5 separate regions of the Homo sapiens genome follow, and regions 1, 2, 3 and 4 are each linked to region 5. Evidence: chromatin loops called from intact Hi-C (ENCODE). Cell type or tissue: endothelial cell of umbilical vein. All regions are shown on one strand.

What was found. Hi-C counts contacts between places; a loop is a spot of excess contacts. Peaks named below come from ENCODE experiments on the same cell type or tissue, not always from the same donor. Only the 100,000 strongest peaks of a DNase experiment are listed, where the experiment ranks them.
Region 1: it touches region 5 in a loop (3-fold over the local background); 3 of 110 quality-filtered maps call a loop at or near these places.
Region 2: a loop joins it to region 5, with 15 times the contacts of the local background. A loop is called at or near these places in 5 of 110 quality-filtered maps.
Region 3: a loop joins it to region 5, with 4 times the contacts of the local background. A loop is called at or near these places in 4 of 110 quality-filtered maps.
Region 4: it touches region 5 in a loop (9-fold over the local background); 4 of 110 quality-filtered maps call a loop at or near these places.

The regions. Positions count from the first base shown.
Region 1 is chr11:116,689,095-116,694,094 of GRCh38, reverse strand. No RefSeq gene overlaps it. Among named protein-coding and RNA genes, the nearest start is that of LINC02702, 52 kb to the right of the region's middle. In endothelial cell of umbilical vein, a CTCF peak has its summit at 2,207 (motif pointing right); no DNase peak of the experiment used is centred here.
Region 2 is chr11:116,355,663-116,360,662 of GRCh38, reverse strand. The region is part of intron 1 of LOC107987166 (a long non-coding RNA gene); the gene reads left to right. Among named protein-coding and RNA genes, the nearest start is that of LINC02151, 140 kb to the left of the region's middle. RefSeq lists enhancers at 212-712, 1,586-2,449, 2,450-3,313. In endothelial cell of umbilical vein, a CTCF peak has its summit at 2,417 (motif pointing left); no DNase peak of the experiment used is centred here; H3K27ac peaks cover 1,520 bases.
Region 3 is chr11:116,273,745-116,278,744 of GRCh38, reverse strand. No RefSeq gene overlaps it. Among named protein-coding and RNA genes, the nearest start is that of LINC02151, 220 kb to the left of the region's middle. RefSeq lists an enhancer at 2,180-3,130. In endothelial cell of umbilical vein, a CTCF peak has its summit at 2,008 (motif pointing right); a DNase peak (open chromatin) is centred at 2,004; H3K27me3 peaks cover 251 bases.
Region 4 is chr11:116,214,680-116,219,679 of GRCh38, reverse strand. No RefSeq gene overlaps it. Among named protein-coding and RNA genes, the nearest start is that of LINC02151, 280 kb to the left of the region's middle. RefSeq lists an enhancer at 2,314-2,608 and a silencer at 2,314-2,608. In endothelial cell of umbilical vein, a CTCF peak has its summit at 2,470 (motif pointing left); a DNase peak (open chromatin) is centred at 2,469.
Region 5 is chr11:116,497,225-116,502,224 of GRCh38, reverse strand. LINC02151 (long intergenic non-protein coding RNA 2151) reads left to right here and starts at 1,542. Exons shown (of 2, transcript NR_174967.1): 1 at 1,542-1,683; 2 at 4,495-5,000. RefSeq lists an enhancer at 2,332-3,024. In endothelial cell of umbilical vein, a CTCF peak has its summit at 2,642 (motif pointing right); a DNase peak (open chromatin) is centred at 2,674; H3K27me3 peaks cover 1,159 bases.

The DNA.
Region 1 (5,000 bases), 190 kb before region 5:
GAATTCCAGACCCAAAAGTTCCCTGGAGGAGCACTGAGAGGCGGGGAGCCCTGCTGGGCAGGGCCCATTTCAGTGCCTTCCAGGGCCCTGGTGTTCCCGCCTGTGGGTCCCTTGGAGGCCGGAGGGCCACAGCAACTGCCTGAGTGGCTGCCCCGTTGTGTGCACCTCCTCTCTCCTCCCTCCCTCCCTGGGTCTCCAGCCAGCCCGCTGGCTTGATGAATTAGCCCCATAGATATTCCGTTGGGAAAACAAACACACATCATATATATCTTTGACAAGTTATTATTCTCCCTTATCAGGATTCGGGTGCATTCCTCGCCTGCCATTACTCACGCTGCACACCCGCCCTACCTGGGACTGGGCACTGAGCTCACCAAGGTAGCACCTGGCCAGGCTGGCTGCGTGCCCTGCCCTGCATCTGGGTTGGGCCGTGAGTGTGTGTGTGTGTGCATGTGTGTGCATGCGTGTGTGCATGTGGTTCCAGGCTGGAGCCAGAACAGGAACCACCCTGGCCCTGCTTTGGCCCACTAGACTGACCAAATACTTCTCCAGGCAGGGACTGGTGTGGCTCAAGATGAAACTGATGGTGTTCTGGGCCTTTCGCTCTCTCACTGGAGCCAGGAGTGGAAGTTTTGTTCCAGGGATTGCTCTGGTTTGGGCCTCACCCATATCCACTTACTGGGCTCCCCCTTGCTGCTGGGCCCTCCCCCAGCCTCCTGGCAGGACAGATCCCCCTGCCACCACCCACCAATGCCTGTGCTTCTTGGAGCCCACAGTGGCTCCTCCAGGGCTGCCCCCTTGGCCTATGTGGTAGGAGGGTCAGGGGCTGATGAATGAGATGTAGGTGAGTATCAGTGCTCTCAGCCAGGCTGTTGGGCTGTGATTTGTCATCTCTCACCCAGCACATTCCCACTTCCCCAGAGGCAGGCTCCATATTAACAAGTCCTCTACTTAGGAATATAAATGGGGCAGTTGGAATTGCTCCTGAGAGCCGGAAGATGCGAATGCATTCAGGCCTTGGAGATGGGAGCCAGGAGGGGAGCAGGGGGAGGGCTTCATGCCGAGGTGCCCTCAGACCAGCTGGGAGGGCAGCACCCCATCAGCCTGATTCTGAGGTGGGGACCTCAGAGGAAGGGAGGTCCCTGCTGCCTGGTCTGGGGCTGGGCCGGGGGTGGCTGCTCCTCAGGGCTGATGGGCCTGTCCCCCTGCTCTTTCAGGCGGGACCTTCCACCAGAGAGACTTCAGCTGCTGTGCCCTGAGAGGCTGCTCCCGCAGCAGGAGTTTTCGTGCCGTCACAGCGACTGCTGATGGGTCATTTCTACCAGCCCTGTTAGCTCTCCCCTGTCTCCAGCTCAGGCTGTGCATTCCTGGGAACCTTCCCTTCCCTCCCTTGGGCCACCTGCCTGGACCCTCACGGTGCCTTGGATCAAACAGCAGTGCTGGGAGAAGAGAGGCAGCCTTGCTGGGCCGGCGTTGCTCTGGCCTCCAAGGCTGAGTCCTCAGGTGGACTTGCTGCAGCCAGTTGAGCAGGTTCTGGTGTCCTGGCCTGGGCGACACTCTGAGGGGGTGGGCACCAGAGATATTTATGGTGCAATCCCTGCCTTCAGAGGCTCCGGTTCACTGGGGGGACGGCTGGGGAGGGGAGAACCGATGGTCTTGAAAGGTGTGCTGGGCGCTGAGAGGTGACCTTGGTACTCCTGGCAGGAGATCAGGGAAGGGAGAGACTGTGGACTGAGCACCATGGTGTGGAGGGAGGGCTCAGTGAAGGCTTCCTGGAGAGGCAGAGTGCTGGGGCGTGCAGGATGGAGAGGAGTGGGGGAGAGCCTTGGAGGGAGGCCACAGGCCAAGTGTGGGGAAGTGTTCTGGACATTCATTCAGAGTTCTGGTTATTGTCCCAGGGCCAGAATCCTGCTTCTTGGGGTCAGCTTCCTCCTGACTTCTAATGCTCCCTTCAGCTGGGGGGATGGATGGGAGGCAGATGAGGTGAAAAGGATGAGATGGAGTCAGGTATGGTTTGGTCTTTTGGGGCCGCAGCTTTCAGTCCCCTCAATTCCAGTACCTGGATAAAGTCTCCAAGCCTAGGGGCCTGCTGCCATCTCAGTGGGTGTGTGTGCCCATTGGGCGTAGGTTCCCACTTCACCTGGGGCTCAGGCCCCGGGCACCTGGCTGGCCTGGGTGGGTGTGGAGGTGTCTGGTGCAGTTAGCTTCATGGCCACTAGAGGGGAGTCCAGGCCCGTGTTTCTCTCCTTCCAGCGACGGTGGGCCTAGGCAGGGAAGAGATCGGGGTGCGGGGTGCTGGTGCTGGTGTCCACGTTGGCGTTCTTTGTGCTGGGAATGAGGGTGCCTGTTCTGCTTCCTATTAATGCCTGAGCTCTTCAGTTCCAAGTTAGGGATGAAAAATCTCTGGAAATCTGGGAGCCCTGGAAAAAAGGCATTATTTAAACATTTAATATCTACAATACTTTTCTTCTTCTTTTAGATACAGGGTCTTGCTCTGTCATTCAGGCTGGAGTGCAGCAGCGCGATTATAGCACACTACAACCTGGAACTCCTGGGTTCAAGCCATCCTCCTGCCTCAGCCTCCCAAGTAGCTGGGACTACAGGCACGTGCAACCACACCCAGCTAATTTTGTTTACGTTTTTGCTGTTTTTTTTTTCCCTTGTAGAGATGGGGTTTTGCTATGTTACCCAGGCTGGTCTTGAACTCCTGGGCTCAAGCAATCCTCCCACCTTAGCCTCCCCATAGCACTGGGATTACAGGTGTGAGCCACTGTGCCTGGTGACAATTCTTATTTTAGTCCCTTTTACAAAAATAGGTTATGAATGTAGAGGACCCTGTGGTGGGTGGTCAAAGGCACAGCCTTTGGTGTAACGTAGACTGCCTGGGTGGGATTCCAGCTTCACTGCCTAGTGGCTGGGTAACCTTGGGCAGGTCAAATAACATCTCTAAGGCTTGGTTGCTCCCACTGTAAAATGTGGGTTATGATGCCTAGGCATAACCACATAGGCATAGGCATAAAACACAAGGGTCATTTAGCACATGCCTGCCATATAGTAAGGATTCCAGTGTAGCTTTTTAGTTTTCCTGATAAGCAATCACATTTGATTAAGATGTGATATGGTTTGGCTGAGTCCCCACCTAAATCTCATCTTGAATTGTAGTTCCCATAATCCCCACGTGTCGTGGGAGGGACCAGGTGGAGATAATTGAATCATGGGGCCTGTTTCCCTCCTCCTGTTCTCGTGGTAGTGAATTAGTTCTCACGAGATCGGATGGTTTTATAAGGGGCTTTCCCCGCTTCTCTGGGCCCTCATTCTTCTCCTTCCTGCCACCGTGTGAGGGGAGATGTGTTTGCTTTCCCTTCTGCCATGACTGTAAGTTTCCTCCCAGCCCTGTGGAACTGTGAGTCGATTCAACCTCTTTTCTTTATAAATTACGCAGTCTTGGGCAGTTCCTTTTTTCTTTTTTTGAGATGGGGCCTGGTTCTGTTGTCCAGGCTGGAGTGCAGTGGTAAAATCTCAGCTCACTGCAACCTCTGCTTCCCGTGTTCAAGCGATTCTTATGCCTCAGCCTCCCAAGTAGCTGGGATTACAGGCATGCACCATCACGCCTAATTTTTAGTAGAGATGGGGTTTCACATGTGGCCAGGCCGGTCTGGAACTCCTGACCTCAAGTGATCCGCCAGCCTCAGCCTCCCAAAGTGCTGGGATTACAGGCGTGAGCCACCATGCTTGGGCAGTTCTTTATAGCAGCATGAGAACAAGCTAATACAAGATGAAAGAGTAAAGGCCCAAATTTAAAGAAAAACACTATTTTCTCTTCCATTAGCATTTTAAAGATACTTCCCCCACCCACCAGCCCCGGCCATGAAGAAATTAGAAAAACTTGCTTCAACCCTGATATTTTCTAGGCCTTAATACAAAAATGAATGACTGCCAATTTGCACCTTCATTTATGTCTCATATTTCCTGAGGTGTGATTGCCTGCTGGGCACCCCAGGCCCCTCTGCAACTGAGTGGGGACACTCAGGCTGCTAGGATGCTGGCACCAGGGAGTCCTCTAGCTCCGGCTGTCCTCCCCAGCTACACATTAGTATCATCTGGGCGCTGTAGAAAAGACCAGTGCCTGAGCCCCACCCCCAGAGGTGCTTATTCACTTGGTCTGGGGTGGGGCCCAGGTGCTGGACTGATTCGAAGCTCTCTGGGTGATTCACGGAGCATCCAGGGTTCAGGACCTTTGCCTGGAAGTTTTCCTCTGGTGGAGGGAGATGTCCCAGTGTCTTCTCACTGTGGGCTCACAGAATTCTGTACACATTCAGGAGGAGACATTTGGCTTGGTGTAGGCAAGCCCATTGGGTCATTCATAAGGGGGCCTTGGTTCTGGTCCTGGCTTAGTTGTTGACTCTGGAGAGCCTCTTGGTAAGCACCCTGCCCCCTGGGCCTCAGTGTCCTCATCTGTCAAAGGGGATGAATGGCACCTGTTGCGCCTAAGGGTCATGTGGCCTGGGGATCAGATGCAGCAATGTGTATGCTTCCGAAGGTTGTGAAGCTGAGATACCCACAGGCGGTTTCTCTCACCTGCCCTTTCAGAGAGTGGGGATGAGTTCGTTTGCAAGGCTGCTATAACAGACCCCTCCGCACGGGGTGGCTTAAACAACAGAAATGCACGGCCTCATCGTTCTGGAGGCTAGAATCCAAGATTTCGGAATCAAGGCAGAGTTAGTGTCTTCTCTGGGTAGTGAGGGGAGGATCGGGTCCAGGCGCCTCTGCTTGGCTGTGGATGGCTGTCTTCTTCCCCAGGCCTCTCTGCTTGGCTGTGGATGGCTGTCTTCTTCCCCAGGCCCCTCTGCTTGGCTGTGGATGGCTGTCTTCTTCCCCAGGCCTCTCTGCTTGGCTGTGGATGGCTGTCTTCTTCCCCAGGCCTCTCTGCTTGGCTGTGGATGGCTGTCTTCTTCCCCAGGCCCCTCTGCTTGGCTGTGGATGCTCTTCCCTTGGGGCAT
Region 2 (5,000 bases), 140 kb after region 5:
GGCAGTGACCAGCCCAAGCTGCCAGGGTCTCTTGTCCAATCTATCTCAATAGCCTCCTAATCTGCACCCCTCTGTTTTGCCTCCTCCAATCCATTTCCCACAGAACAGACAGATGAACATTTTAAAATGCAAACTGACCACATGACTGTTCTGCTAACACCCTCGGTGGCTCCTGGTTGCCTGCTGGACATGGTCCACGGGCTGTCACATAGCTCATGAGGCCTGGCAGTGTCCCTGCCGGCCCTTCAGCTCCATTTCTTTGCGCATCCCTACCGCATGCATACAGACGGTCCCACCAGCCTAAACTGCTTCCAGATCCTGGAGTCTGCCTTCCCCCAAGTTATTCCCCCTGCCTGGAATACACTTTGCTCCCTTCTCTCACCACCATTTGCCTGGTGTTCGCCTAACATCTACTCATCCACATTTTGGTTTGATCAATTCCTCCCTGGGGGCCTTTTGTGACTCTGGATCAGGAGGTGCTCTTTTCAGGAGCCACCCCTGCACCCTGCACCTTGCACCTCCCCATCATGGCACTGCCTATGTTTTGTTTATCTTCTCTCCCCACACCCATCCCACACTGTTATATTCAAAAGAAGCAGAAGGCAGACATCCAAAAAGTATTGAGAAATGATTTAAATCTTTTATGAAGCTGCTTGGAAAATGCCAAAGGGGCATTCGTTCCTAACATACAGCAAAAGTTTTAAAAACCTCTTTTCTCCCTCCCCCTGCTTTCTGTCAATACCCCACACAGTATGGCAGCATCACTACATTCTCTTTCCCCCACTAAACTCTCCCAAAGCCATCCCGAACACAGTCTTTTCCTGCTTTGATTTCTCTCACTCCCTTCCTGCTTCTAGATTTTCACTCATAGATAACTCTTTACTTTCATTCTCATTTTTAAATTTAAAAGTGAAAAATTCTGCCAGGTGCGGTTGCTCACGCCTCTAATCCCAGCACTTTGGGAGGCTGGGGCAGGCAGATCACCTGAGGTCGGGAGTTTGAGACCAGGCTGGCCAACATGGAGAAACCCTGTCTTTACTAAAAATACAAAATTAGCCAGGCATGGTGGCACATGCCTGTAATCCCAGCTACTTGGGAGGCTGAGGCAGGAGAATCACTTGAACCTGGGAGGTGGAGGTTGTGGTGAGGTGAGATCACACCATTGCACTCCAGCCTGGGCAACAAGAGCAAAACTCCATCTCAAAAATAAATAAATAAATAAATAAAAGAAAAATAAAAATTCAAATATTCATACGAAAACAGAACATAGTAAGAACATAGTAAGACAAACACTCATGCACCTGCCACAGATTAAAGAGAGGTGAGCATTTTGTTTACTGGCTTAGCTCTCTGCCCTTTCTCAGCAGCAGGTCTGGTGGAGGTGGTTATAAACGGTGGTCATGCAAAGATCACAAACAAGGGAAGTGGTCTACGTGATAATAGGGAATGGTGGAGACTGTGGCAAACTAGAGTGAATATGCCCTGCACAGAGAGGCTCCTTGAAGAGATGCCTCTCAAAAACAGGGGACTCGATTGTCCTGTTCACCTTGGTATTCCAGCACTTGGGATGGGACCAGCCCCATGCTTAAACGAAAGTACGAATGAATGAAGCAATAGGGGCCTGGTGTGACCAGATTTCCTAGTTTACCATGAGAGGCCAGGAATCTGAATCTGAATGAGAAATCTGAGCTTTAACTGTTGGACATTATCTCAAACATCTTTTAAAAACTCACTATGGGGCAGGTGCCCGTGTTGGCAGGTATGATTTCTGACCCAAGCTTGCTGGGCTTCTTGAATTCCCTCTTTAGCCTCCACCTGATTTCAACACTTCAGAAAGGGCAGGCCCAGAGGTTGCCCAAAAGTCCATGGCTCCTTCCTCTTCCAAGGCAGGGGAGGTGGGGAGGAAGGCCGGGAATGCTCATAAGCAGATATGCTTTGTCACTGCCACGCTATAAGTGTCAGGGGCGCCGGGGGCAGTCTCCTGTTTACTCGGAACCCCCAGGCCCAGAGGGACCTAGAACGTTTTAGGTGTTGAGCACACGTGTGCACAGGGAGGGTGGGGTGAGCCGCCGTGGGCTCTCCAGCAAGTTCCCTTGGCAGGGGCCCTGATTGCTACCTGAAGAGCACCCTCCACCCACGCCCTACCCGTGGGCATGGGTCCGGTGCTGCCAGGGACAACAGCTAGCTGAGTACAGAGCCACCCAGGGCAGGGTGGGGCGGAGCACTGAGTCTTGTGGGTTCTAGTCCCAGCTTTGCTAACCACTGGCCGTGTGACTCTAAAGAGGATACATCCCCTCTCTGGCCTTGCTTGCCTGTGGGGTTTGTGCCTTCCAGCTCAAACGCCTTTGATTCCAGGCGGGGCGACAGCATAGGGAACGCAGCAGGCGGGGCGCGGTCCTGCAGCGCCGCGTGTCTCGGCAGCGCCGCCTACAGGCAGGCAGAAAACCCATCTCTGGGGCGGGTGGCTCCCCAGGCAGGGTGCACGCTGTTTGTTTTTTTCCGAGAAGTCTTGGTCCGATGGGAACTTCTTTGAAGTAATCACTTCTCAGAGCCAATTAGTGTCTGACTGCACTCTGAAATGAGCCAGAGGGGAGGCGGAGTGGGCTGATTGTCTTGCTGCGGCAAAGGCGGTGGGCGGGGAGTGCGTCTGCAGTCCTGGGAAGGGGTGTACACTGGGCCGTGTAAATAGGTGGCCTCTTCGCCTCGCTCAGTCCTTGACGCTTCTTCAGCAGAGTGTGAGCCTAGGAGCGGCTTTCAGGAGCGTGGGCCTAGAAGGCCGCCAGGCGGAGGAGAGCAGGAGAAGGCCTTGGAAGGCAGGGCCACTTTGGGGAGTGCGACCCTGCCCCATCCCAGCTCCGCTCCTTGTGAGCTGTGACCTTGGCAAGTTGCTTCGCCTTTCTCAGCTCCATTTCCTTTATGCTAAAATGGGAATATCTAACTGTCCACTTGGCAGGCTTGTCGTGAGGATGACATGGGTGCCAAGGCCCTTTGCGAAGGCAACAGGAGGGCAAGTTACTGCATCTTTTCAAGCTTCAGGGTTCTCTCCTCTGTAGAAAGGGCTGCTGAGCACGAGAGTGCGTATGAAGACTTGACGTGCGGCATGGACTGAAGGACGATTAGTCCGTCTTGGCATTACTGTTAACTATGCACACGGCGCACAGGTACATAGACTGTGGCCCCGAGGGCAGGTTTCAAGTCTCTATAATGTGGGAAAACATCTCAGGGTACTACAGTGAAGTTTTCAGAGGGAAGACTGAGTCGTGGGTAGGGGTGCACTGATGGCTGAGAGGGAGCAGGGCCCTTGCAGAGTGGGGTCCAGATGGGCTGGGCTTGGGGCAGGATAGGGAGGACAGGGTCAGGAAGAAGCCGGGGGACCCATGGCAGAACCACCTGCTTAAAGAGTGGTGGAGTCAACATAGGGCTCAGAGGAACCTCAGAGAGGACCTTTTATGAAGATGCAAAGTGGGGTAGAGACTTGGCATGGGACAGCTTAGCAGCAGATCCAGGCTTGGCCTTGTACTCCGGACTTGTGGTCCAGGACTCTGTTCTCAGTCCCCACAAAGGGCACCTTCACTCCTTGGCCCCACTGAGGCTTCCCAGTCATCTTCTCACAGTCACTTGTACCTTGTGGTTCTCCCTTTACGTGGAGCTGCCTCGCCTCCTCTGCACACTCCCAAGGGTGGGCTCCAGCTTGGTGAGCTCCCACCTGTGCCTGCTTCTCGGCCCCGGCAGGAATCCTCCAGGGAGCTGATGTGGCTGTGCCTTTTCTGGGGCCAGGCAAACAGGAGCCTTCAGGCCCACTGTAGCCTGGTCTGGGATTCCAGAAACATTTAGAGGCCTTTGAAACCATCAACCTTGTAAGCTCGGATTCCCGAGAAGCGGGATAAACAAACCTGAGCCCAAGAGGAAACTCATTCTTCTTTCTTTCCTCTGCCTTTCAAACTCATCAAAGTCAAATTCTCAAAGCTCTACTGTCTCACAAGTGCCTTCAAATGGGTCTCATTGTTTTATTTATTGTGCTTATCACAAGTGCAGGCAGCCTGGAGATTTCCGGGCCAGTGGAGACCTCTTTCAAGGAGTGTTGACATTTCTGGGGATCTGAATGGTCTTCAGTGTCTTTCTTTCCCTGGGCAGACCTGATTGAGAGAGGCGGTCGCTAATAGGGGTTCCCAGGTGGGTCGTTCCTGTAGGGCTTTCAGAGCCTGGCAGGCCTGGAACACTTCATCTGTATTCCTCTGCCCCAGAGCAGCCAGATCTGCAACCAGCCCAGATTGACATCCTGGTTCTACCCTCAGACCATCCTGGTGGGACCCTGTCCTGCAATGTAAGGCTCAGCAGCTGTACTGATGAGAGTTACTGTGACCTTTTACATGAAACAACATTAAATAAATATGAACCAAGTAACTACTGTGTGTGTATTGGGGGTGGGAAAGGGAGTGAGGAGGCCTGCCCCATGGTTTTCTATGGCCCGCAGTCCACTATGGGAGGAGGAAGAATTTACCCATTGCTCTGCGACCTGGCAGGCTGGGAGAGGTGCAGTACTGAGGCAGAGAGAAAGTGCTGGCGGAAGAGAGATGGATGCTGATGTGGATGGGAGAGGGAGACCTCATGAAGGAGATAAAGTCTGAAGGTCAGCAGAAAGGCAAGCGAAGGATGTGTAAGGTGGAGGGGACTGAAAAGCAAAGGCAGAGAGGCGAGGAGTGCAGGTGAGTTTGGGAGATGAATGGTGAGCATCCTGCTATTGTGGAAGAAATAGAGGGACAAGGAGGGGTAGGGGGAGATCAGGTTGGGCCAGGTTGTGGAAGGCTCACTTGCTCTGTAGGCAACTGGGATCCCCTTATCAGTTTTGGTGGAGCATCTCTGAGATGGCTGGGTCCCTGCTGGGTGCACAGCATGATGCTGCGAAGGGATAGAATTAGATACGGGAATCTGGGCTTGGCCCTTTGGCCATGGCTTTGCTGGACATATGACCCCTGTCGTCCTTCTGGATGTTTAGTAGA
Region 3 (5,000 bases), 220 kb after region 5:
AAAAAGCATCTCTGTTCCCTTTGCTTGGCTCCAAAAGTAACCAGCATCTTTCTTCATTCTTGGGCACACATCTGACTCCTCGTCTTCCAAGCTGTGCTCATGCCAGGATCAGATTTACCATTAGATTATGACTTCCACTGATATGTTGAGATGTGGAGTAGAAAATGCTGGAGTCCACCCTGTGGATTTCTGGGGTCCCTGCCTCTCCAGCCCCGGCACAACTTCTGCCTGGCTTCAAGGGTCCTGAGGAGGGCTGGCTAGCTGACTCAGACCTGGGGACCCCCACTTCAGAACCCCCCACCCCTCCAGTTGGGTATCTTCAAAGGAATCTTTGGTGTCACAGACCAAGTCAGCAGGGGCTGGGAGGGAGCCTGGAGCTTTATTAACTAATCTCTGGTACTTGAGTAATTTATTATGTTTAAGCTGGTGCCATCAAGTCTCTCAGCAGTGCCCGCGTGCACTGGGAAATAAATTAAAGGCTGTCCAGAGATACTTGGATCATCTGTGTGATTGCTGGGCTGGTGAGATGGAGGTTTAAGGCTCTCTCTTCTTGCAAATTGGAAATTAGGAATTAACAAGACAGCAGGCCAAAGAGCTTCGGTGGTGGTGGTGACTTGGCTGCAGGGCCAGGGCTGGGGGAGGGAAGGCTGCCACCAGGGAGGGCGGAATAGCAGATCCCAGCCAGAGTTTCCAGGGCATGGGTGGGCTAGATGAGGGGGCTCTTCCTGGGCCTGAGCAGCAGGTGGCAGGGATTTTTCCACCTCTTGAAAAAGGTTAAATGGGTAATGGAAAGAGCCCTAGCCTGGAAGCCTGAAGACTTGTTCTGGCCCCAGCCCTGCCACAGCCCCTGTGTGACATTGAACAGTCTCTTCCTGTCTCTGGGCTTCAGTTTCCTCATCTGCAACAGGAGGAGGTGGGATTCAGGGCCCACTTATCCATGAGCACAGCAGGCATGCAAAAATGTTTTAATTTCTTTTAAAGTCAGAAGAGAAAGAATACGCTTTTTGGTTGAGGAAAATATTTTTAATATATAATATTAATACATTCATCTTGATACCAAAGCAGTCATTATATACATATATTTATATAAATGTATAAATTATATAAATATATAAATATATATATATATATATATATATATATATAGAGAGAGAGAGAGAGAGAGAGAGAGAGAGAGAGAGAGAGATAAGAGTTCTGCTCTGTTTTCCAGGCTGGAGTGCAGTGGCATGATCTCGGCTCACTGCAATCTCTGCCTCCCAGGCTCAAGCCATCCTCCCACCTCTGCCTCCCAAAGTGCTGGGGTGCTGGGATTGCAGGCGTGAGCCACCTTGCTTGGCCATAAAATAGGATTTAAATATGAATTTGTGTGCGTGGAGGAAGAGGCCCATGAAGACGAAGGTGCTAAGGGTCCCACGGAACTCATGATGCAGCCTCTGTTAAATGAGAAGATCCCAAAGGCCCTTCCTGCCCCAGTACACTTGCCTGTCCCATCCATTTGCCGACTTCGGCTTATCCGGGCTCTGGTGAGCTCCGGGCGCAGGGACTCATCTTCCTGTCAGTCCGCCCTACTCCTGCGGTAGGAGCGGTGTGCACAGCCCCACTGTGGCCGGTGGTGGGGCCAGGAGTGGAATGCAGGCTTTAGGCCTCTCCATGGCCCCAAGCTGCTGCTTCCTGATAGATGCCCAGGGAAGGGGCGTGTGAGCCCCTTGGGAGACCGAATCTCTTCTTTCCCAAATCCCTCGGATCAGGCCCTCCCCGGGGGTCTTCTGCCTCAGCCCTTGAACTCGACCCACCCCTACCTTCTGCTTTTCTGCCCTCACAAACTCAGCAGTGCCTAGAAGGGCCCTGGGCAGGGCTCCGCGCCTTCAGGGTCTGCTCTGCGGGAGCCAGCGGGCACCCGGGTGTGGGGCCCTCGGCGCGGGACAGCATGGCCCTCAAGAGCCCCAGCCTGTAGTTGGGTGGCCTCACCACCAGGTGGCAGGCTTGCTCTACACTGATGCATTGGCAGGAGCACTTACCTGGCAGTGGCCGCAGGGGTCGGAGGATGCCAAATCGGCCCGCGGCTGGGGGATTATTGAGGCCAGCGCCTGCGGCTTCAGAAGCAGGGCGGAGGTCTCTCCCACTCGGCGTGGGGCTCCTGCTGGGATTCTGTCTCCAAGGGCACCTTGATTTCCTAGAAGTGCCTCCAGGCCGCTGTCGGTGTGGGCCAGAGTGCGCCCCCTGGAGGAGGGAGGGCTGAGTTGCCTCCTCGGGGTTTGGTGTGTGCGCGGTTGGCTGGACTGGGTGGAGGGCTGGGGACACCGAGAGGGGCCTGATGATATCTTTGGAGGCATCCCAAGGACCCTGGTTCTGCACAGAAAGGTGACTCCCACCCAGCTGGCCCTGGTTTTAGGCATGGTGAACGCTTGATTGTGGTGTCGGCTCCACACCCACCACCTAGACTATCCCTGCTGTGGGCAGGGCCGCTTGGGAGGCCCACTGGCGGCAGGGCAGCCTGAGCGTCATCCTCTCGCACCCCTGACGAGCACGGCTGCGGCACTGTCCCTCCAGCACCCTGGGCTGTCCCCGAGGGGCCCCAGGAGCCAGGGCTCAGGCCACAGTCGAGCCCAGGGCCCTGTCTTCCCCAGGAGCAGAACAGGAAAAGACCCAGGCCCTGGTCAATAGAGTGCCAAGGAGAAGAGATGAGAGTGAGGGGTGAAAGACAGACATGGTGGCAAGTGAAAGTGAGGCTGGCCACGTCCCGCGGGGCTCCCTGGGAGCAAGTGTGAAGGCCTCAGGTCCTGGGGAAGAAAGTGGGAGGTCCCTGCCTCTGCTGGGCGCTTCTTTGTCTCAGGCAGCAGGAGCTCTCCCCAGGCCTGGAGTCCTCTTGGGGTTCCTGAGTGACATCTGGAATGCCCTGTCCTGTCACTAGCCAGCCAGGGCCTGAGTCAGAACTGGTGACTCACATGCTTCTTTCTGTGATGTCTTCGTGCCCTTTGTGAAAGTCAAAAGCCCCAGAAGTCAGCCCTGGGCCCTTCTCCCTGTCTCCCTCACCTGCCTGTGTGCCCTCCTTGGTGCACTGGTTCCCAGCCTGCCCCCTGTCCTCCCCACTCTGTCTTGGTTGAGAGATCTGCTCTCTGCTCTTGTTCCAGAAATACTGATGACTTTTTTGTGCAGTGCGCTCTGTCCCACCCATTCCAATGGCATCCGATTTCGAGAACTCAACTTTGAGGCTCCATGTCAGCACTCACTCAGACCCTTCCTCCCAGGCTTCTGTGTGTTCTTGGGTCAGGAGGATCAAGCCAGGCCTGGATGCGGAGTCAGGTTAGGGTACAAAGGCTCAGATGGTCCCCAGGGTCTCTCACCCTTGCAGATCCACCAGGACAGGTCTGGACCAGAGACTGGGAGAGACAGAGAAGAGGGAAAACAGAGAGCGCCATGCTGGGGAGGGGAGTGGTCTGGGAACAGACAGAGAAAAAGATAGTAGACGGATGCAGAGGAAGAGAGGAAGACAGAGAAGAAGAGTGTGTGTGTGGGAGACAGAGAGAGGGAGGGAGGGAGAGAGAGAGAGAAAAGAGACAGAAAGAGAAAGGAAGAAGACACAGAATAGAATAACCAAAAAAATCAGAGTGGGGGAAGGATGGAAATTAAATACATTACAAACTGAGGAAGGAGGAAAACGAAAGGAAAATAACAGAAAATACCCAAAAGACAGAAAGGATGAATGTAGAGGCAGGCACACACAAACATGGGTGTGAACAGCTGTGTGCATGCGAACACACACACACACACACACCCCTGCTCTGGTCACCGTCCTGGTCCTGTGCTGATCTTGCCTTAGCGTCTCTCTCCCTCTGACCTGCCTTAGGTTCCTAAGAAGGGCGTGGCCTCCTGGTGTTGCCTGTTCCCTGGCCCACCCCCTGCCCACCCCCAGAGATTTCACTTAGGCTGGGATGCACAGAGGAGGCCAAAATCTTTATGCCTCACACTTGTCACCCAAAATTGGATCTAACCGCCTCTCTCCCTTCCTTTCTCCCTCCTAGTTTCCTTAGTAACTGACAGTTCCCCAGTGAATGCCAGGCCCTGGGTGACAGACCGCTGTCACCATCACAGAAGCACTTTCTCTCTCTCTCTCTCTCTCTCTTTCTCTCTCTCAACTGTCCCCCTCAAAACCACATAGACTCACAGACTTGGGCGGGGGTGTGGGGATGCCTGGGTAGGCTCAGGGGTAATTAAAACATGTACCATTTATTCCGTAACAGGCAGCAGAACTTTAATTACTCACTCTGAAGGTGAGGGTGTGAGCAAGGAGGTGGCTACGGGGGGGTTGGGGAGGGGGCTCAGAACGTGTCTGCTTTTCTTCTTTCCTTTTCCATTTGCCCAACTTGGATTGGAGAGGTGGGAGGTGGGTCTGGGAAAGTGAGGGGGTGCTGAGTGCGTGTGGGGGAGAAGCAGAGGGTGAAACCTGATTGTGTTCATTAAGGCAACACAAAACTGGGAGCGGTAATAATAATTAATTATAAAAGCAATTTGCTTTTGAAAATTTGATTTGACAGCTTACTAGTGGCTGCACTGATCTAGCAGCTCTGGCTTAAAAATAGTCAGAACAAAAACCAAGTAGAAGAACCATCAGCTAATTTTAATTAGAAGCCAGGATTGGTAAACAAAATTCCGCACCACCCTTTCATTGTGGCTGACTTCGATTTAAGGAGATGTCGGGATTGATTTGGGGAAAGGCAGGGGAAAGGAAGGTGCCTTTTGGAGAGGGCATGGAGACTAGGGGGTCTGAGCAAAGGCAGTGACCCTGAGGGCTGGTCCCCCTCCTCGCCACCCATTTTGGGGATGTCGGCTCTAAGGGGTTTCCATGGCTCCTCCCTGTGTGACCTTGGTAGAAATGGCTCTGCCTCTCTGGCTTGCTGCAGTGGTGCTTTCTGTGTGTGTGTGTGTGTGTGAGTGTGTTCATGCACACAGATGTGTTGGAGAGGGGACATCACATTGACAGCATCCACTGATCCAGGAGA
Region 4 (5,000 bases), 280 kb after region 5:
AGGACAGGATGATCTCCAAGATGCCTCTTAGCTTCCACGTCCTATGTCTGCGTAATTCCCCAGAGGCTGCAGGTTTGTGGAACTCTGAGGACTGAATTTGGCCTCAATCCATGTTTCTCCTTCATTTCTAAAACCACACGCACTTGCTGGAACACTAACTCCATCTGGTCTTGATTCGCTTCTTCCTGATTTCACTCTCTGCTGGAAAGTGCTGCATCCTGCCTGAGGCACCTTAGGGAGCTGCTCTCACAAACTCCCTGGTTTTTCTCCCCTGAGGCTTAGCAAGTCAAGCATTGCCAAGAGCTCCCTTCCTTCTGCCCCAGCAGAGAGGAGCAACCACCGTCTGGGTGAGCAGGCTTTTGCCTTCTTCCCTGGGGGCGGCTGGCAAGCTGGAATCACCAGCTTACCTCCCACAGGCACCTGGAGGCTGTCTGTGCCCTTCTTGGCAGGCTGCCCTCTCTCCAGGAAGTCCAGCTTTTCAAAACTTTGATCCCTTGTTACAGTTGCATCTCCAGTATGCCCACCCTTGTCCCAAGCTCTTACCCAATACTGTCCTCTTACCCTTCTCTACTCATTCTCTCATTTAGGCAGGAGGCAGTATAGTGATTAAGAACCTGAACTTGAATTCAGCTCTCCTGTTTATGGTCTGTGCAGTTGTCTCTGGGGTGATTTTCCTATCTGTCAATTGGGCATAATAATTCTTACCTAAGGGGCTGTTGTGAAGTACAGTCCTTGGAAGGGCCAGTCACGGTGGCTCATGCCTGTAATCCCAGCACTTTGGGAGGCCGAGGTGGGAGGATCACTTGAGGCCAGGAGTCCTAGGTCAGCCTGGGCAGCATAGCAAGACCCCATCTGTTGAGGTTTTTTTTTTTTGAAGTACAGTACTTGGTACACAATAATAAATAATGTGTCTTAGTCTTTGATCTAATGAACATTTGTGAAACATATTGTGTTAGAGTCTTCATTAACGTCCCTAGGTTTCCTCCAGATTTTATTAATAGCCCTTCACTTTCTTCTTAATACCTAAATAAAATAATCTGAGCTTCCATCCCACACACCTCTGGGGAGTCCCTCTCCCCCATAGTTTTGAGGGTTCTCTGGGTGGCCTTGTGTTCTGCTGATGCCTTGTGGTTCTGAATTCCTGCCCCTGCCTCAGTTCTGGAGCCCTCTCCTCAGGTCTTGTTTTCTGCTTGATTTGCTGCCTGCCCAGATTTGCCCAGTATGTGATCAAAAACCTTCTGACTTCCCAAGGCACCATTAGTGTAAGTTGTGTATGAGTGACAATTTTTATAGGGCTTTTGAGAACAGAAGGGTATTAAATGTCTGAGAAGAGAAAGAAATTAAAATTGAGTATTTGAAATGGTTTGGCTGTGTCCCCACCCAAACTCATATTGAATTCCCATGTGTTGTGGGAGGGACTTGGTGGGACATAATTGAATCATTGGGGCAGGTCTTTCCCGTGCTGTTCTCCTGATAGTGAGTAAGTCTCATGAGATCTGATGGTTTTATAAAGAGGAGTGCCCCTGCACAAGCTTTCTCTCTTTGCCTGCTGCCATCCATGTAAGATGTGACTTGCTCCTCCTTGCCTTCTGCCATGATTGTGAGGCTTCCCCAGCCATGTGGAACTGTAAGTCCATTAAACCTCTTTCTTTTGTAAATCGCCCAGTCTTGAATATGTCTTTATCAGCCCATGAGAAGAGACTAATACAGTATTATATACCATTGTTTATAAAGGCATGGAGTTTGCTGGGTAAAAAGAAGGGAATTTGGGCAAGGTGAGGAATTCCAAGCAGAGGGAATGTGTTGTGCAAGGATCCTCTGTAGCCCACAGGGACAGCTGGCTAACAGTTCATCAAATCCATGGCCTCCTCTTCCTCCCGGGTTCTCAGCTGTCCCTATGGAGTTAGCTGTGGCAACTGGCTGAGGTCTAGTCATTTGCATGTGAGTGGAAGGGATGTGTGCCCCTCCTAGGCCTGGCCCATGAAAACCTTTGGGCACACTCTTTCTTGCAAAAGATTAAGACTGGGATGGTGACCTTTGGCTGACTAGGATGGTGGTCCCCAGGGAGCCCTTGTGGGATGTATGCTGGAGACAGCAGAGCTGTTGTTAGCCTAACTCTGGAAGAAATGAAGAGGACAGCTGCTCTTATCAATCAGGAGCATTCATTGTGTTCTGTTCCATGAGTGAGGGATAAAGTTCTTAAATTTGAGCCATAATACATTTTGGGGTCTTTTTGTTTTTGCAGTTAGCATTACCCTAACATATACATCCAAACCTTTTTCTCCTTTAAACTCATCACTCTTGCAATTCCTTGTGTAGTATCAACCTTTCTTGGTAGGCTGTAAGCTACACAAGGGCAGGGATCATGGCTTTCTGTCGTCCATCTCCCAAGCCTGGTGCACTGTTAAGTGCTCCATGATTTCTCTGGTTGAATGAAACCGAATAGACGCTTCTGGGAACACTGCACAGCGCCGTCTGGTGAGCGTGGAGAGCAGTGTTGCCTTGTTTCAAAGCTTTGTTGTTCTTTGCAGAGTGCTTCTGTTCTAAACTTGCCTGATTCTGACTTCTGAATGTAACATATGCCCTTAGTCCAGGCTGCTTACATGCCTGGAGCCTAAAGCTTTGCCTTGGCCACTGATTTCCTATGATGTTGGGCAGTGCATGAGCTTGCTGCCTCCTGTTCTTTCCTGAGCTCCCCGGTTCCAGGCAACTGTCTTATAACAGTAACACTGTGAGATGCTGGCGTTTGAACCCTGGCTTCACCACGTATTAGTCATGCAACCCTCAGGAATTTAGGTAACCTCTCTTGTGCCTCAGTTTCCTCATTTGAATAATCGGGATACTAATAGTATCTATATCATAGGATTATTGTGAGGACAGAATGAGGTAATACATGTAAAACACCTCGCATGTTGCTTGGCATATAGCAAGTGCTCAATAAGTGCTGTTATTGTTAGGATTATTCTTGCATTTTTCAGTTTATAAAGCAGTTTCATGAATTTCAATGAATAGCCCTCCTATGACCCTTGGAGAAATACATTATAAGTAAAATGACCATTCAACGCTCAGATGCAAATATTGTTATTGATAAGTTTGAGGCATCATGCTAATCTTTCACATGCTAAAACAGGAGGAGAAACTGAGGCCCAGAGAGGTTATGAGAGCTGCTAGTGAGTGGTCGAGTGGGACGCAAACCCAGGTCCTGGGTACGAAATCCCAGGGACTTGTTAGAGTAGGGTAACTTCCATGCCTGCTTGGAATTCTCCTGCTCAAGATGTCAGTGCCAAAGGCATTGTGGAGAAGGATCTTTAGGCCCTAGGCAGAGACTGCTCAATGCATGTGTGCATGCCACACACACACACACACACACACAATCACACTTACACACGCACTTCGGCACCTCTGACCTCTCTGAGTTTGGTGGACAGGTAGTCTCAGTGATATTTCTGTCCCTGGCCAGTGTCCAGCTTTGTGTCATTGCTCTGCCCACCTGCAGGTCTTCAGCATAGTCCCCATATTGTTACTTCAAAATGGGTTTCTGCCCTTATACCCACATCCTTAGAGCACCTTCTATTGATTTTTCATTGGCCTGCCTTCCCCAGTTGTAGCCCAAGTTGTGAATTTTCCTGACTGTTCTTCCCCCATGGGTCCCAGTCCCTCTCATCTACTCCACTAAGTCACAGTTAGCTACGCTGACACATGGGTTCCTGCAATTTGCTAGGAGGTGCTAAGGGGGCAGTAGGGAGTCATCCTACTAGACAACATCCTGGCTGGTAGGCCAGGTGAGTCTTTCAGGCATGGCTCTGGGAGGGAAACTAGGAGAGATGGGCCTTAGCAGAGAAACCTTTCAAAGAGCTTGCCTCAGCCCATGCAGCTGCAAGACTGGCCTGGCCTCCACTACCACACACCCGTTAATCACATCCTACCTCTCCTTCTGGGGTGCCAGAAAACAGACATCTCCTGGCTGAGGACTCCTATTCTGTAACAGCCTCTACCTTTGCTCTTTCCAGACTCCTGCCAGCTCCCTGGCCCAGACTGTGGGGCTGGCTCATGGTCTCCTTGCAAAGATTTCTGGGGAGGGTGCTGCTCTAGCAGCAAAGAGCTGCCGTGGCTAATCCATTTGCTCTGTGCACTTGCAAGATACATAATTAAGAGTTCTGCTGAGGGGGGAAATAAAGCACACCATTAGATTTGTTTAGCATATTACGCCAGGTCTAGTGCCCGCCTGGGCTCCCATGCCACACAAGACATTAAGGTAAGACTCCAGAAACAGCCCTAAGGTTGCCTGATGGAATCTGCTCTGTGTTAATTCCGAGTAAATATTTGCTATTCAGGTTTTTATATGCTTTACCACCAGTGGGGATTTTGAAAGGTGGGCTCCCCCACCAAACACTATTCATTTAATTATCAGACCACTTAAACATAGAGTTCCTAAGGCTCTCCCCATTTGCCCCTGTGTCTGCCTTGCATTTTGTTTCCTTCTTTTTTTTTCCTCTGGATCTTGCCTTATTCTTTCTGCCAGCTTCTCCTTTCTCTTGCCCTCTTCCATATCCTCAGTGTCCAGAGCTGGGAGCTCAGCCTCTCTCTGGTGGCATGGAATGAGCAAGGAAAGGGCACTCACAATCCTGCATTAAGGAAGGGCCAGAGCTTTGATGTCTTCCTCTGAATTCTTTGCAAGGTGGGATCAGGCATGGTGCTGTGGCTGAGGTCCCAGAGAGGAGAGGGTCTGGAAGGCTCAACACAGGGCTGGAAGAGTTTGGAACTAAAGAGGAAAGAGCGAGTAGAAGAAAGTTGGGGTCCAATGGGAAAGGGCAAGAGAAGTTTCTGAGGGTCTTTCTAGAAGCCAGCTGGTATGGAAACTCACTTTCAGGGACAGTAAGGTTTAATGCATAATGACCAGAGGAGTGGTGGACACCCTTATAGCACCCTGTGAAAGGTGCTATTCATGGCTGCCCAAGAGTCAGAACAAGAGAGCTTGCCCTGCACACCCGCACCAGAAT
Region 5 (5,000 bases):
GGTGCTCGCGCACCCCTCATCTCCCTTTACATAGTGGGAATGCACTTGGCCTTGAGAGATTTGTTGGTGTCAGAGGCTCCCAAACTTTTCTCTCCTGTCCTACAACTGTTTACCCATGAGTATGTATTTTTGGCTAGAAATGAATTTATGTGGGTACTTTAAAAAAATAGATGAGATGAAGACAATGGTGACAACATAATAACGTAGATGGAAAGCGCATACTTAGAGCCATATGCAGCAAATGTGGGGGCCGATCTGGCCCTGTCACTCACAACTGTGGTCAGCTTGCTGGGCCCCTCCCAGCCTCCCGTCCCTCCCCTGTGAAGTGGAACCGTTTGTCCCTAGGCCTCACTTAGTAGGCTCTCGCTAACAGATTGCAAATCCTTGAGGAAGGAGCCCACCTTTTTTCTTGTCTTTATATCCCCAGGGCCTGGCATAAAGTAGAAACTCAATAAATGTTAGTCAAATGAATGAATAAACGTTTGAATAACAAGAATACCTGCTCTACCGACCTCTCTCAGGATTATCGGGAGGATCAAATGAGATAATGCACATGAAAGCACTTTGTAAATTGCGGAGCACTATACAAATGCAAATCATTCACAGCTTTGGTGGAAATTATTATTCAAATTATTATTATTATTTTCACAGTAAAGGACAGGAAGGAGAGGGCAACGGAATCAGTCCCTGATGGTGGAAGCTGGGGTTCCAGCCCTGTGTGCGGGGTGGCACTCAAGCTTGCTTGGGCCCCTCTGAAGCATCCTCCTTCCAGTGCCCTGCAGCGAGGTGGACTGGGCTGCAGCTGCTTGGGTGGGGGCAGTAGTTGCTACTGGAATCCTGCCCAGTATGGGGACTGAAGCCACCAGCCCATCTTACCCTGAACAAAACGAATTAAACGCCAAGCTCTAAATGAAAAAGGGTTTTCTTTTCTCTGCTGCTGTTTATTATTTTCTTTTTGTTAAATGAAGTGGCAAAGGTGGCATATTAGGAAGGAGGTGGTGACAGAGAGAGAGAGAAACCGGGCATCTCGAAACCTGGGGTTCGTTCCCCTCTCCCCCGCTGAGCTTCTGTTTCCAAGGCTATTATCCCGCCTCTTCAACCCCCGGCCTGCGAGAGGGAGGGTGAGCCGGCTGGGCAGCCAAGAGACGCAGAGCAAAGGCGTGATTGATAATTGGCGACTGTAATTCTATAATTCATCTCCCTGCACTGCAGTGAAATTAAAAGAGTTTAGGTTCCCAAGCATAATGATCATCAATTAAACGCCGGGGAGATTTAGTGTCCTCATTTGAATTTTGTTTTATTTATTTAAATGTGTCTCTTTTACAGGGAGGGGCCCGTGGGGAGTGGGAGCGGGTGCACGCGGGGGCCGGGGCCTTCCGGAGGCTGATGCGGGCCCGGGCGCCTCCAGGAGCTGGGTCGTGCAGGCTGCCTGGGGGCGGCTGAGGGTGGGGCGCGGCTCGTGGGGCGGCGGGCTTTGCGAGACAGGGGATCCATCATCCCGGGCCTAATCAGTTAATACTGATAAACTGCCAGCAATAACTGCCAATTGCGCCGCGGTTTTGGAGCAGCCAGTTCATTCATTTAGGGAGTGCGGCGGCTCGTGGGGGGAGCGCTCCTGGCCCCGAGTGTTTCTGTCTCTGCTCGGGAGGGAGGTGATGCATGGGCCACCGCCGACTTCTGCGGGTAAGGGAAAGTGAGCACTGGGCAACTCGAAGGTGGCCGGGAGGCTGTGGGGGTGACTGTGGCCTGCGCCGGGCCGGGCTGGGCTGTCAGAGAGGCCCGTCTGGGTCTTGGCGTTCAGGATGGTATGGAGGTGACATCCGCTTTGAGGAGGAGTCAGGGGGACATGCTCCCGGCCAAGCTGTGGGACCTCCTTGTGCAGAACCACAGAAAGATGCCTCAGGAATCAGGGGACCTCTTGCGGCCCCGCCACTCACTGCCCAGCTGCATGACTCAGTTTCCTCCTCTGGAAAGGAGCAGGCTGGGCTAGGAGGCCTCTAGAGGGCCTTCCAGCTCTGTGGCCTTCCTCCAGACCCCTTTCCCTGCTGGCCTGGAGAAGGACGGAGAACACGCCCGGGTCCTTCCTGTGCACCAGTGAGTTTGGGGCTGGAGGCTCTCGGGGTGCCATGGCTCCCCCTCCCATGGGCCCCTCTGCTCCCTCCCCATGCTGCTGTCCATTTCTCAGGGTTGGTTCCTGCTGCATTTTCCCGACGTTCTCTGATTCCGACTTCTCACTTGCAATCAAGAAACTAAAAATAGAGCATAAAGGAGCTCTCCAAGGGGGGTGGGTGGGGGTGGCAGAGAAGGAGGAAAGTGCTCTGGTTCCCCGTGGGAATGAGACCTCATCAGCTCTACATAGGGAGTTGGAAATCCAATCCAGACCATTGGCAAGGGGCGGGGTGTGAGGTGAGGAGCCTTCCTGATCAACCAGGTGGAAAGCTTGAAAGAAAATAGTGTGTGCGCACAGGGAGGGAGGATGGGGAGACAGCCCTGGGGTGGCTTTCTGGGCGTTTCTGGTGCTTGGGGGTGAAGCCCCTTGCATGCCCTGCACAGGGCCCGCCCCTGGGTTGGGAGAGAGCTGAAGTCACTGGACCTGAGGGCGCACAGCCAGCCTGAGGGCCTTGCCTTCTAATTCATCCGCCAGGAGGGGGCGCCCTATTCTAATGTTCGCAAAGGCGTCTTTTGTTCAAGCTGAGGCGCCCAGAAGGCTCGCGCAGGCCGGTTATGCAGGTATCCTCTTGGGCTTGTAGGCAGACAGGAACCCCGTCAGGGATTTCTTCTTGAGGACCTCAGAACCGTGTCTTTTGTTTTATTTTTATTTTTTTGAGACAGGGTCTCGGTCTGTCTCCCAGGCTGGAGTGCAGTAGTGCCATCTCGGCTCACTGCAACCTCTACCTCCTGGGCTCAAGGATCCTCCTACCTCAGCTTCCTGAGTAGCTGGGGCCATAGGCACAAGCTACCGTGCCCGGCTTAATTTTGTATTTTTTGTAGACACAGGGTCCGCTATGTTGCCTAATCTGGTTGTGAGCTCCTGGGCTCATGCAATCCACCTATCTCAGCCTCCCAAAGCGCTGGGATTACAGGTGTGAGTCACCTTGCCTGGCCAACCACGTCTTTCAGATTGTAAGGAGTGGATTTGTTCAAACTTGATGACATAAGATGGGCAACTTGGAGGTATTGGGGCTAGGAGTGAAATCAGAGAGAATCTGGGCTTTCAGACAACATCTCCAGAACACAGGCACCCCGTTCCCTGGGCAGGGTCCCCTGGAGCTCAGAAACATGAGTGGACGTGTGTAAATTACTCAGCTGGTCTTGGGAAAGAAGCCTGATTCGGGAGTCTGGAGCCCCAGGCTGCAGTCCTGGCTGTACTACTCTATGCCCTTGGGCATGCTGCTTTTTTTTTTTCCTCTGAAACTCAGTTTCCCCCCTGTCTAATAAGATGAGGTACATAAAAGCTCTTAGAGAGCAGGAAAGGTGCTCTATAAATGCCCAGGATTATGGTTATAACGTGCAGCTTTTATGCGTAAACCAGCAGCAGCCCACCTTATCTTCTAAGGGGCAGTGCAGAGGGAGGACTTTATCTCTATCCTTGCCTCATGCAGCCTCGAAGGCCCCTTTTCTCCCACGGGGCTATCTTTAGGACCCATGATGCTTCCCCTCCTGGGGTAGGAAGGGAAATGGCTGATGTTAGAATCCCAGACTTGCCGGTTTTTATACCACCGATTCAAATCAAGATACTGTCTTTCAGCCTCCTCTCTGCCTTGCTAAACCCATTCCGGTTCCCTTACCAAGCCGATTTCTATCGGGGGAGAGTCAGTCCTTGAAAACATGGGGATTTCTCCAGCAAGGAATGGCCATGAGGAGCCAGGCCATGCTGGGGTGGCCATCTGCACACTCTGATGAGCCCACGCTGGGCTCCTCTCAGCCTCATCTGCAAGGCTAGCCCCTTCTAGTTTCTAATTGCTGTCTCATCCAAAAGGCTGAGGGCTTTCTGGATTGACTAAAGAAGAGATGAAGGTGACCCTAGGTCCCCAGGAATGCCCACCTCCCTTTCTGGCTCCATCCTTTTTCACCCTATGCCTGGTGCCTCCACTCCAGGCTGTTTTGTTTGCTCTGAGGGGTTAGGTGTGAAGGGCTGTTCTGTGGCTCCCCAGGACTGTCTCTGGACCCTTCAGGCAGAGCAGCAGGTGTATTTGGGATGAGAAGCTCTGAGGGTCAAGGACCCTACAATTTTCTGTGTGGAATCCACAAGGGCACCAAGCCCAAGTGAGCATAAAGCCCAACAAAGGCTTTTTAAAAATTACCATGTGCTGTCCTTTTCTCTGATTACAAAAGTAATACATATTCATGTTCAAAAATTTGGAAAATACAGAAAAGCACAAAGAACAAAAATTCATCCATATTCCACTACCTAGAAGCAGCTACTATATCTGAGGTGTATCACCTCCCTGTCCTTCCCCTTCTCACTGTCTCTTTATCTCTGTCTTTTAATAGGAGTCTCATGCAGTAATACTGTTTTGTGGCTTAGTTGGTGACAGTGTATCAGGAGCATTTCCCCACCCAACAAAACTCATTTGATGAGTGTTTCGCCAGGTGGGAAACATGGAACAGCAGGCACTCAGAAGAGATCTCAGCATTGACAGACCTGGATTCTCTCCTGCTTCCAGTGGAGACAGAGGCCCATAAAATCCATTGGCTGGAGGGGTAGCCCTCGAGTCAGGGCAGTGTGCAACCCAGCGTCTCAAGGATGTGGCAGGATGTGTGCCAGGCTGATCTTGCCCCATCACCTGAGGCCCTGTCACTGCATCAGCCCTATTACCCTCTGGGCTCTTGCCCTGGCCATAGCAGGCCAGTAGGAGGTAGGGAGAGGGCCAAGGTGCCAATCACTTGGAGGCTATAAAAAAATAACACCAGAAGATAAACTAGAAATGACACTAGAAATGTAAAGGACTGCCCCATCAGTCACTTGGGGTGACAGTGGAGGCCAAGACCCCTCTCCC